3 separate regions of the Homo sapiens genome follow, and regions 1 and 3 are each linked to region 2. The links are chromatin contacts, found by Hi-C or POLR2A ChIA-PET in ENCODE. All regions are on one chromosome and are shown on one strand. Each heading gives the region's core, a stretch centred on a gene start or an enhancer-like site at or near the end of the contact. The rest is flanking DNA. Distances are from core to core; before and after follow the strand shown.

The links. Hi-C counts contacts between places; a loop is a spot of excess contacts on that map. ChIA-PET counts read pairs that join two places held with the same protein, here RNA polymerase II (POLR2A). Pooled maps may share reads with other maps.
Region 1: a loop to region 2 is called in a map of CD8-positive, alpha-beta T cell, with 38 times the contacts of the local background. The contact joins the promoter of MCUR1 here to the promoter of TMEM170B in region 2. A Hi-C loop is called at or near these places in 3 of 168 maps with a recorded cell type or tissue (CD4-positive, alpha-beta T cell, CD8-positive, alpha-beta T cell and naive thymus-derived CD4-positive, alpha-beta T cell), 4 of 37 single-sample maps with no recorded cell type and 12 of 50 pooled maps.
Region 3: a map of CD8-positive, alpha-beta T cell shows a loop between it and region 2 (33-fold over the local background). The contact joins the promoter of CD83 here to the promoter of TMEM170B in region 2. A Hi-C loop is called at or near these places in 5 of 168 maps with a recorded cell type or tissue (CD4-positive, alpha-beta T cell, CD4-positive, alpha-beta memory T cell, CD8-positive, alpha-beta T cell and 1 more), 1 of 37 single-sample maps with no recorded cell type and 8 of 50 pooled maps. POLR2A ChIA-PET finds 5 or more read pairs at or near these places in 1 of 52 experiments (activated naive CD4-positive, alpha-beta T cell).

Annotation. Positions count from the first base shown.
Region 1 is chr6:13,813,124-13,816,537 of GRCh38, forward strand. It overlaps MCUR1 (mitochondrial calcium uniporter regulator 1), which reads right to left and starts at 1,434. Exons shown (of 9, transcript NM_001031713.4): 1 at 892-1,434. The coding sequence starts at 1,306. LOC107986571 (a long non-coding RNA gene) reads left to right here and starts at 687. Exons shown (of 2, transcript XR_001743986.3): 1 at 687-966. RefSeq lists silencers at 622-1,291, 1,372-1,641 and an enhancer at 1,802-1,901.
Region 2 is chr6:11,536,253-11,540,006 of GRCh38, forward strand. TMEM170B (transmembrane protein 170B) reads left to right here and starts at 1,497. Exons shown (of 3, transcript NM_001100829.3): 1 at 1,497-2,122. The coding sequence starts at 2,026. RefSeq lists silencers at 961-1,790, 1,821-1,980, 2,081-2,160, 2,171-2,450 and an enhancer at 1,790-2,291.
Region 3 is chr6:14,116,522-14,120,147 of GRCh38, forward strand. CD83 (CD83 molecule) reads left to right here and starts at 1,251. Exons shown (of 5, transcript NM_004233.4): 1 at 1,251-1,327; 2 at 1,429-1,544. The coding sequence starts at 1,291. RefSeq lists silencers at 577-871, 999-1,118 and cis regulatory regions at 614-1,522, 862-1,678, 862-1,517, 1,683-2,183, 1,754-2,580 and 1 more.

The DNA.
Region 1 (3,414 bases), core at 184-2,683, 2.3 Mb after region 2:
TAGCCTCTACCTGATAGTCTAGGTGTGTAGTAGGCTGTAGCATCCAGGTTTGTGTAAGCACACTCTACAATATTCACACAAGGAAGAAGTCGCCTAATGACTCATTTCTCAGTAGGCGACTGTCCTGAAGAGATGCATGACTCTAATTAAATGCTACCTTCTCAATGAAATCGATTCTGATCACCCTATTTAAATTCACAACTGGAGACCCATTCCACTTCCCAAGCCTTATCCTATTTTTCTATACCAGGCATCGAATTACGAATATATAAAAATTATTTGTATATATAAATTATATATACATCAATTATGCATACGTATATCCACACACACATATTTACTGCGTCTGCTCTGCTAGAATTAAGCTCCAGAGGGAAGATTTTGTGGACTGATATATCTCACACATCTAGAAAAGCGCCAGGGACAGGGCAGACGCTAGGACTCCACGAATTAATGATTCCATCAGAATTTGAAATCAAACTGTAAAGCAATCCCTTCATTTCCCAGAGCTTTGCTGCTCAAACATACACACCCCTTCCCCTTGAACGCCCAACAGGCTGGGCGCTGCCAAACAGAACTCCTGGAAGGCGGCGCCCAAAAGCAGACCCTAGGAGTGGGCGGGCACCAACTCCCCGCCCCAGCACGCACCTCCCTCCAACTTTAGCGCCCGGGATTCCCAGGAATTCGTCTCTTCTGGGCTAAGCCCCGCCACCGCGGCCGAGCAGGGCGGGCCCGGACCTTCGACCCACGCTCCGGGCAGATGCCGGTGGCCTTGGAGGACCCGCCCTCCGGCCTGCCGGGCCTTTCCTCGGGGAGGCTGTAGCTGAGATCCCCGCCCCGCCGTCCAACCCCGCGAGACGAGCCCCCTCTCCTCTCCCGCCCGGGCCTCACCTCTCCTGCAGGAAACGAGTGCAGGCGCCGGGCCGTGGTACTGGGGAAGGGCGCCGGCGGCAGCGGCGACGCCCGGTGAGCACCTCCACGCGCTGCTGCGCCCGGCCGGGGGTGCGGCATACCCGAGGCGCGAGCGCTCCCAGTCCCCGAGCTGCCGGCGCGGGGCTGCGGCGGCCAAGCGCGGGGAGGGCACTAGCAGGAGGAGGAGCAGCGGTGAGGCACGTGACACGCCGCCGCGGGCCGCCGGGGCGCGAGGGCGCAGCGCCCCCAGACCGTCGGAGAGCGCAGAGAGGCAGCGGCGTGCTGAGGTTTCGCTGCCGCCCGGTCTTCCGCTGAGGCCCACGGGCAAGAAGAGAAGCCGCTGGCGGCCGGGCAGGCGCTGGGTCCTCTGGCCGCCGACCGAGCCGCAGTCCATCCCCGAGCAGTTCACTGGCCCGGGCGCGCGCTCATGCCTCTCGCTTTTGGCGCCGGCCACGCGCGGTCCAGGCCCAGAGTCCGACAGCGGGAGCGAGCGTGGGCCACAGCGCAGGACCGCCCTTTCCTGCCGGGCGCGCGGGCGGGGCTCGGGACGCGCGCCGGGGGTGGGGTGGGGCGGGGCGGCAGGAGCCCGCCGTGGCGCTCCGAGATGCGGGGACCGTGCGAGCCCCCACCCCATTCGCTAGGCGACGGCGGCGACCGGGAGGAGCCTGCGGGCACTCCGGAACTGGAAGGAGCTTGTTGCTGTCACGATTTGCATTTTCACTGCACTGCTGTCCTTAAAAAGGAATTACCCCGGTGCCCTTCAGAGTCCTGTGAAAAGTCTCAGACCGACAGGCTGCCCTAGATTTCACTGATTATCCTAAGTCCCCAAACATGTGGTTCTGGGGAGCATTTTAAGGAATTATTAGCAGGGCCCAGGGAAAGGCCCTCACATAATACATTCAAAACTAAATTTTCAGAGTTTTTGTTTCCAGATTAGAGCACCAAAAACATGGGAAGGTAGCAATCTGGGAACTTAAAACGTGGGGCATGAATGTTAAAATGAGACCTGTCGGGTATATTTGAAACTGGTAATGTTTAGTTTCGTGGACTTTTTGAAGGCCTGTTACACCATTCACAGATAACTGGTCCCTTATGTGAATTTGGAAGATGTTAGTTGAATAAATAAATGAAATGCATAAGGCACCAAGCTAGGAGATTTTATTAAAAATAAAAAACCGCAAAACAAATTGTTCTTATCCTCCAGAAGCTGTTTTCCTATACAGCCATATGTGTACACATACGTGATGGAAGAATGTGTTATGAGCCATGAGAGATGTACAAAGTGCTGGGAAGAGAGGAGCGTGCATATGGATGTGCAAGATAAGTGTCTATCAAAATTTGAAGAACTGAAAAACAGGATTCAAGTCATAGGTTGGTGCAAAAGTAGTTGCGGCTTTTGCCATTGCAAGTAATGGCAAAAACCGCAATTACTTTTGCACCAACCTAAGACACTTTTGTAAAAGGAGTATACATTTATAAAATTGGTAGAAAAAGCAGTTTAGCAATGAGTATCAACAAAAATTTGTAAACTTTTCTCAAGTCACCTAACTAAAAATGGGGATAATGGGAATAATCCAAAATATTAAATATCTACTAGGTTTGACTATACAAACTTGTCATTTTTATGGGTCAAAATGCTTAATATTGGTAATTTCACATATGCACAAAAGATAGTCATTGTATCATAATTTGTGATTGTGAAAAAATGGGAAAATAGTGCACAACATTAGAGGAACGATTAAACTGTGGCACAAACTTTAATGTTAGTCCTTTGTAATTTTTAAAAATTGAGGTATAATTTGCATACAGTAAATTCCACAGACTTAGGTGACATTTAGCAGTTGATAAATGTCATTTAGCAACTTGATGACATTTAGCAGTTGTATATACCACCCAGTCAAGATCTAGAACATTTTCATTGCTCCAGAAAGTTATTTTGTGCCAGTTTTCCAGACAATCCACCACCACCCCAAGGCAACTATTTTCTCTTTTTTTTTTTGAGACGGAGTCTTGCTCTGTCACCCAGGCTGGAGTGCAGTGGTGCAGTCTCAGCTCACTGTGTCCTCTGCCTCCCGGGTTCAAGCAATTCTCCTGCCTCAGCCTCCTGAGTAGCTGGGATTACAGGTGTCTGCCACCACGCCTGGCTAATTTTTGTATTTTTAGTAGAGACGGGGTTTCACCATATTGGCCAAGCTGGTCTCGAACTCCTCACCTTGTGATCTGCCCGCCTCGGCCTCCCAACGTGCTAGGATTACAGGCGTGAGCCACCGCGCCCGGCCAACTATTTTCAAATTTCAATGACCATAGATTAGTTTTGTCTTTTTTTGAACTTCATGTAAATGGAGACCTACAATATGCATTGCCTTGTGTCTTTCTTCTGCTTTGCGTCTGACTTCAATATCAATGAGATTCATCCATGCTGTTGTATCAGTAATTAGTTGCTTTTAATTGTTGAATAGTATTCCATTGTATGACCATACCACAAGCGGTCATCCATTCTAT
Region 2 (3,754 bases), core at 247-2,746:
CATCTCTGTCAAGTCACTTAATTCACAGAATCTGTTTCCCTATCTGTAAAATAAAATTAGAAAAATGTTAAAGCGCTCTTTTAGGTTTGATATTCTGTAATCTTGTTAATAGATCTAATTAAGTCTAAATTCTAGGAGGAAGATAAACTCTACATTAAGAGTTTTGGCTCAATTCCTATTAATGGTGCAAAAATTTCTCTTATGTTGTGACATCAAAAAGAAAATACAAATAAACAAAGAAATAAATGTGTATGTAAATATTATTTTAAAGTGGTCACCAAGAGCACCATTTGACAGGTAATTTGACCCTTCAGTGCTTTGTCAAATATACTTCATGATTTAGCTACAGCAGGTATTTCTTCACTTCTCTTTGTAAATTTTTCTTTATCCAGATGGCAGAGGGGTTGAAAAAAGGTGGGGGGAGGGGCTGGCTACTGCATATTTATGTTACTGCTAAAACTTAAATTTTTATTTTTTAAAGTTAGAAGGTTTCCAATTTCGAGGAGTTTAACTTGTAGTTGGATTTTAGATGCTCCTCTGGCTAACGCTGGACATGAAGACAGACAGCAAAGCGTGGGGAGAGAGATCTAGTTTAAGTTCGAGGGAAAAAAATAACAGACGCAACTTAGATAAAAGAATACTACCATCAAAAAAAGGGGGGCTAGAGCCGGCGATGGCCTTGAGGATTAGGACACCTGCCGAGCCTGGAGTAAACAGGTAATGTCAGGCAGGTCCTGGAACCCCGGGAGGCCCAAGTTCTTGCTGCGGGAAGAGGGATTAGCAGAATGATAACGCAGGTCTGTTTGTGTTTTAGGGGTTTTAACATGCATTCTGCAAGTAAGTGACCTATCCAGGTCATTCGATTCAGGCTCAGAAAAAAAACCCCGCAAATTAATATATCTAAATGCTGAGATAGTGACACCTTTTTAAAAAAGTTATACATAAGCATCTTTATCAAAAAGCATTACATTTTAAGGCAAAAATCTGAACTGTCACAGTATCCACCTCACCGAGTTCAGCAGCCCCACCTTGGGTCAGGGCTGCCCCTGCAGCGCGGGCCCCCGAAATGCCCGCACCGCCCACGCCGCCCGCACCGCGCGCACCCAGCCGGGCCAGGGCGAGGGATCCAGGTCTCCCGGTCTCTCAGGGCGCGCGCCCGGGGTCCGGGGGTGGGGGGCGTGGAGGCGGTTCCCTTGGAGCGCCCAATCAGCAGTAAGGCCCGGCGGTGGCGCCAGTGACGTAGACCGCGCTTCCCTCCGCCCCACTGCGGGCCGTCGCTCGGCGCCGTCAGCCACGCGCGCTGCAGCGCGAGGGGAGAGCGAGAAGGAGGGCTTTGGGGCCGACCGGCTGTTGGAGGGCGGCGGGTCGCGGGGAGCGGGGGAGTGAGCATGCGCAGCGGCTCCGGGGAGCGCAGGGGAGGAGGGGCCGGCGCTGAGAGGCGCGCGCGTGCGCGTGCACGAGTGGCCCGCCGGCGGCTGCGGGTGGAGGGGGCGGTTCCTCGAGTGTCGGCGACCCGAGGGCGGGCAGGCGGGCGGCAGGTGCCGCCGCAGCCTCTGGCTGGTCCCGCGTCTCCGTCCTCCGGCGGCGATGAGCTGGGCCCTGTCGGGGGCTGCACCTGCCGGCTGCCCATCAGCACCGGCCTCCTGGCGTGACCTCGGCCTCCTCGCGTGTCCAGTCCCCGCGGCGCGGCGCTGCCCCTGAGAGGGAGCGGCGGCGGCCTCCTCCGCCCCGAGTCCTCGCTCGGGGGCCGCGCGAGGACGGCGCCCGGCCCCCTCCCCTCCTTCCTCCGTCCGCCGTCCTCAATGTCTCCCCGGCGGGGAGGGGGCTGCCTGGGAGACACGCTGAGCGGCCCCCCCACGGAGGCCCTCCGGCTGCAGCAGCAGCAGCGCCCGGCCCGGCGTCCCGCAGCCTCCACCAGCGGCGGCGGCCTGGAGGAGCCGCGCACCCGCCGCCGCCCCCCGAGCCTCGCAGCCGCCGCCGCCGCCCGGCACCCGAGGAGAGGGCGGCGGGCGCCCCTCGGGGAAGATGAAGGCGGAGGGGGGCGACCACTCCATGATCAACCTGTCGGTGCAGCAGGTCCTGAGCCTCTGGGCCCACGGGACGGTGCTGAGGAACCTCACGGGTAATTGACGCGCCTGGGCTGGGGACGGGGATGCGGTCCGCCCCTCTCCTGTCTTCTCCTTCCTCGGGAGGGGACACGCTCCTCGCCGCCCCACCCCCGTGCGCGCCCCGCTCGGAGCTCCAGGTCCCGGCGAGGAAGGTGTTAATCGGAGCCACTCTGCGCGTGTCCCGGGGGCGCCGGCTCCCGCCACCCCCTTCCCTGAGTCGCCAGGGGAGCATCAGCGACCCCCGCTCCTGCCCCGCACGGGGAGAGCTCCCGGTGGCGGCCCGGCCTCTGTAGTACGCGCGGAGTAGCTTTAGTGCTGAGACTTGAGCGCATTTCGCTTTTATTCCATTACCCTCCTCCCCTCCCCCTTCTACACACATCGCTTCTTGCTATTTACATCTTTTTCTGATTTAGTTCTTTTTCTTTCTGGCAAATCTCAAGCCAAATGTAGAACCTAAAATCATTGCCCACAATGGTCGATTTACTTTTTCAACCGCTAATTTTTTGGGCGATGTAGATAACTGAGTAAATTATAGTGGGTCAGGGGCTGAGCTAAGGTCTAGTGCGGTCTAAGCGTGTTAGCTTCATATATCTCCTTCCCCTCCCATTTCCTTTTGTCTGTCTGTCTCTTTCCCTCAGGCCTCCAGCTGCTGCTTCTGAGACATTTGATAATTTTGTGTATTTCCCTTCATTTATTAAGGCTGTCAGTAATTGGCCTTATAACATCAATTTCTATTTGTAAAAGTGAGTGATAAAACACACAATATTTTTATTCAGTCTGTAGATTTGCTTTGTGAAGAAACTTCTGGTTTTGTTATGTGGAAATGCTTACATTATACTTTGAGTTCCGAATTTAAAAATTATTCTCTGAAGTAGAATTTACGAGAAAGAGATTCAGTTGCGATTTGGTGACTCCTCAGTGCCTGCTTTTCAGAGGAAAAAAATCTTAAAAAAATACTCAGAATTTAATTCTTGAAAATGTGTAAGGCAGTTAATTTCAGTAGAACATTAGTATTTCAAAATGCATTTTGTCAAACTGGTTAAAGTGTTGTGAGTATTTTACAAATATAACCTGGGTTCATATATATAACATATATATAAAGTCTGGCATGGTATAGAATACAAACATTCATAGAAGAAAATTTTATGGAATTATATACCACAAAAGACAACTTTAAGGACACTGGTTTCTTCGAATGGAAACTATACAGTTAAAGTAGATTCTGGATTGCTTCATGCTATCCTCACTTTTAAGCTGTGGTTATTTAACTTGAAACAGACTGACTTTACATGATGATTGCCGGTAAGGAATATATTGTTATAATTCTGGAAAACTAAATGGACATAAAGACCATCTCATGATTCAGTTGAATTTAGAGGTAGACTGCTTTATCTTACTTATGATTTTGCTTGCATTTATCCACTGTTTGGTATTTGAACTGTACCAGTTTTTGTTTAAGTGAAATGAAAAGTAGGGACTTAACATATATTTGTGCAGGCATACCTTGGAAAGATTGCAGGTTTGGTTCCAGAACACCACAATAAAGCAAATATTGCAATAAAGTGAGCCAAATGAATTTTTTGTTTTCCTAGTGCATGTAAAAGTTACATTTTACCTGTAGTCTTTAAATGTGAAATAGCATTATG
Region 3 (3,626 bases), core at 1-2,500, 2.6 Mb after region 2:
TGGATGGACAAAGATAGAAAGGTTGGATAACAGTTTGTGTTGGCAAACAGGCACTCTCTTTGCAGATGGGAATATAGATTGAAGACACCTCCTTGCAGGTAATTTTTTGGCAATATTTGACAAAATTGGAAACTCCCCTTCACCTAGCACAATTTCCTTGAGGTATTTATTCTAAGAAAATAAGCAATTTTAGAGCAAAGATTTATCTACACTGAAGTTTCCCATAGCAATCACAGTATTGTTTCTAATATTAGTAATACAAAAAGAAACAACCTGTATGTCTAACACTAATCGATTCTAATTTATGGTGCAACTGAACAATGGACCAAAATGATGCTGTTGGAAGTTTTTAATGATGTGGAACCGCTTGCAAATTATTAAGCTAAAAGAAAGTAGGTTACAAGATAGCAGGAAGAATAAACCATTAAAAATACCAATCTGTGCACTGACAAATGTTATAAATATTTTACGTTATGTTATGTTATAAACATTTTATAATATAAAAAAATGTTAACTGAAGTTACTTCCTGGATGAATTACAGGTGATTTCATTGTCTTCTAGAATTTTCTTTTCCAAAAATGTTGTGTATGCGTGTAATTATTATTTTAATAGGAGACACTCTCCTTTGGTGATATAATTTAAACAGGACGGTACTGACTGATAACCTCCCGGGGAAGGCAGGGAGCCAAGTACTACAGACTTGTATGTTTCCATGGAAATCTAACGCGCCTTTGATTATCACAGATTCTGGAGAAGAGTGAGGACTTGGGTTCACCAGTGCGTTCCCAAGGACAGGCTGGGCTTCTGAGGAAGTTGCCCACCCTCTCGGAATCTGGTTTGGCCTCCGTAAAATGGGCAGATCCCGCTCGGATGGCCCGGTTCCCGGCTTCCTTTTGCGGGTCAACGGCAGCGTCACGCGCGCGAGCGCGGTCTGCAAAGCCCCCAGCGCTGGGCGTCACGCGGGGATTGCTGTCGCCGCTGCCAGCCGCAGCAGCGACGCGAACTCGGGGCGCCCGGCCCGGGCGCGCGGGGGCGGGGACGCGCACGCGGCGAGGGCGGCGGGTGCGACGGGGGCGGGGACGGGGGCGGGGACGGGGGCGAAGGGGGCGGGGACGGGGGCGCCCCGGCCTAAGCGGGACTAGGAGGGCGCGCCACCCGCTTCCGCTGCCCGCCGGGGAATCCCCCGGGCTGGCGCGCAGGGAAGTTCCCGAACGCGCGGGCATAAAAGGGCAGCCGGCGCCCGCGCGCCACAGCTCTGCAGCTCGTGGCAGCGGCGCAGCGCTCCAGCCATGTCGCGCGGCCTCCAGCTTCTGCTCCTGAGCTGCGGTAGGGCTCGCGAGCGCCTGTCTCGCCTGTCGCCCCCCGCCCCTCCACGACACCCCCTCCCGTCGGTCGCTTGCTCACGACGCGCTCTCTCTTTCTTGTAGCCTACAGCCTGGCTCCCGCGACGCCGGAGGTGAAGGTGGCTTGCTCCGAAGATGTGGACTTGCCCTGCACCGCCCCCTGGGATCCGCAGGTTCCCTACACGGTCTCCTGGGTCAAGGTAGGTGCTGCGATACCCACGGGCTGGGGTTTGGTGGGCTCATTTGAAGACAGCAGGAACCATCTCCCCTAGGCTGGCGACCCTCTGTGGCTGCCAGGTGGGGGCGAGGGGCGTCTCCCGCAGCTGAACTTGGAGTACCCAGCCTCCCGTCGCGCCTCCCCCACCCCATCCGCATCCAGGTACAGGGCCGAATTAGGTTTTGCTCTCCGCAGACCTCAATCCCCTTCCTGTCACTGAAGGTGGCCTGAGATGAATGATCCACTTAAGATGTTTTGGAAGGGCAGAGACTCTCATTTGGATTAATTCTGGAGGCCACCTGTGGTTGTGGGCCAGCAGGTCAGGAAGAAAGCAACAGGGACCTAGATTTGGGCATTGGACAGGGGGAATGTCTCCAGACTTCTGATTTCTTGTGTTTTGTGACTGTGATGCCCATGATACATGGGAGGGGGAGGGGGCAATTTGAAAGGAAAGGCTAAGACACAGAAGTGACTTAGGCCATTTCATCCATGGTAGTTATCAGTGGTCATCTCCTTTGTGGGATACCCTTGGCTTCCTCCCCTAGCCCTCCTCCTCCTTCCTCTGGCAGCCTTGAGAGCATCAGGTGGATGCATGAGCCGGAGCCCGCATGTGTAAGAACAGGCCTTGCTGCTCCTACTGTAAGTGGACTGAGTGACAAGGAGGCTTTTTCAAGGTTTCCTCTTGACTGAAACATTCTCAGATTCTAAGATGGCAATGATGGTGTCATTCCAAAGCCAAGCAGCTACTGTTTGATATCACTGGTCCTTCTTTAAGTCAGGCCACTGCTACCACAGCACCTCCATTTTAACCCAAATGAATATGATATTACAACCTTACTCTGTAGCTCTCACTGATTTGCTGTCTTACCACGGGGGCAAATCTCTGCACTTGTAGCTTTCCCCAAAATGCAGGGCGTTCTTCTGCCCACCATAAAAGATACTATAAGAAACTGTACGTCTTTGGCCACTTAACAGTACAAGGCATCATTGCGGTGATCTCTTTGTGTGTGTGTCTCCTAACTGGATGGTCAGTTCCCTGGGGGGCAGTGGCTGTATCCATACTTCTGTGTATTCTTCACGGCACCTAATTTTTGCCCTATAAATTGCAAAGGTGCTCTGTGAATTCAGCCCAGCACTTCATGAGTTATGCATGACGGGGATGGTGCTGCTGCCTCAGAGCATTGTATTGTGTATAAAAGTAAGGTGTTAAATATTCCTACTTCATTGGTACCTTACTTACTGTGGGATCAGAGAACACAACAATTCCGAAATTGTTCTCATAGTCAAAACAATAGTATTTTTAAAAATATTGTAAAAACAATTTTTGAATGCTCACCACGTGCCAAGCTCCAAGGTAAATATTTACATACATTATCCATTTCCATCCATCGGAAGAATGGACTTAGGGATTAGTACTGTTACTATTCCTACTTTACAGGTGAGGAAACTGAGCCTTAGGGAGGGAAATAACTTGTCCACTTTTGCACAGCTAGCTAAATGGTGGAGTTGGGATTTGAACGAAGCAGTCTGATTCCAAATCCTGAGTTGTTAGAGGTCTATCTTGATCTCTGTTTTCTCCCTTAATAACTTAAGATAAAGAAAATCAAAGTGCCCCTGGGCTAACCAGGCAGGGACTTAGTTATCTCAAAGAACGGGGAAAAACATGAAACCACTATCCCTTCCAGAGAGTAACTATTTAATAAAGAAAACATTATTAATACCCCCAGGGGAGTAATTAAAAAGTACTCATGAAACAAGTAGATGAAATTTCAGGCTGTGAAGTTCAAACAGTTCTGGAGTGAAAGCTTCTTGCACAGGGTCATTTGGAATGGTCCACTAAACCATAGCAATTAACCTTGGACTTCTCCTTGGATGTCAGCTGGTGACGTAACTCGGTAACGCATGAGCTTGTTTATTGGACAGAATTCTTGCGAGATTTACCCCCAAGGTCTTTGAAAGCTCTGTCAAGAAAAAAAGGGACAGCAGTCTCTAGGCGTTCTTTTTTTCCTGTTGATCCATGGAATAGTGCCAATGAAAAGTCATACCGTAGTTATTTTTTGAGAAG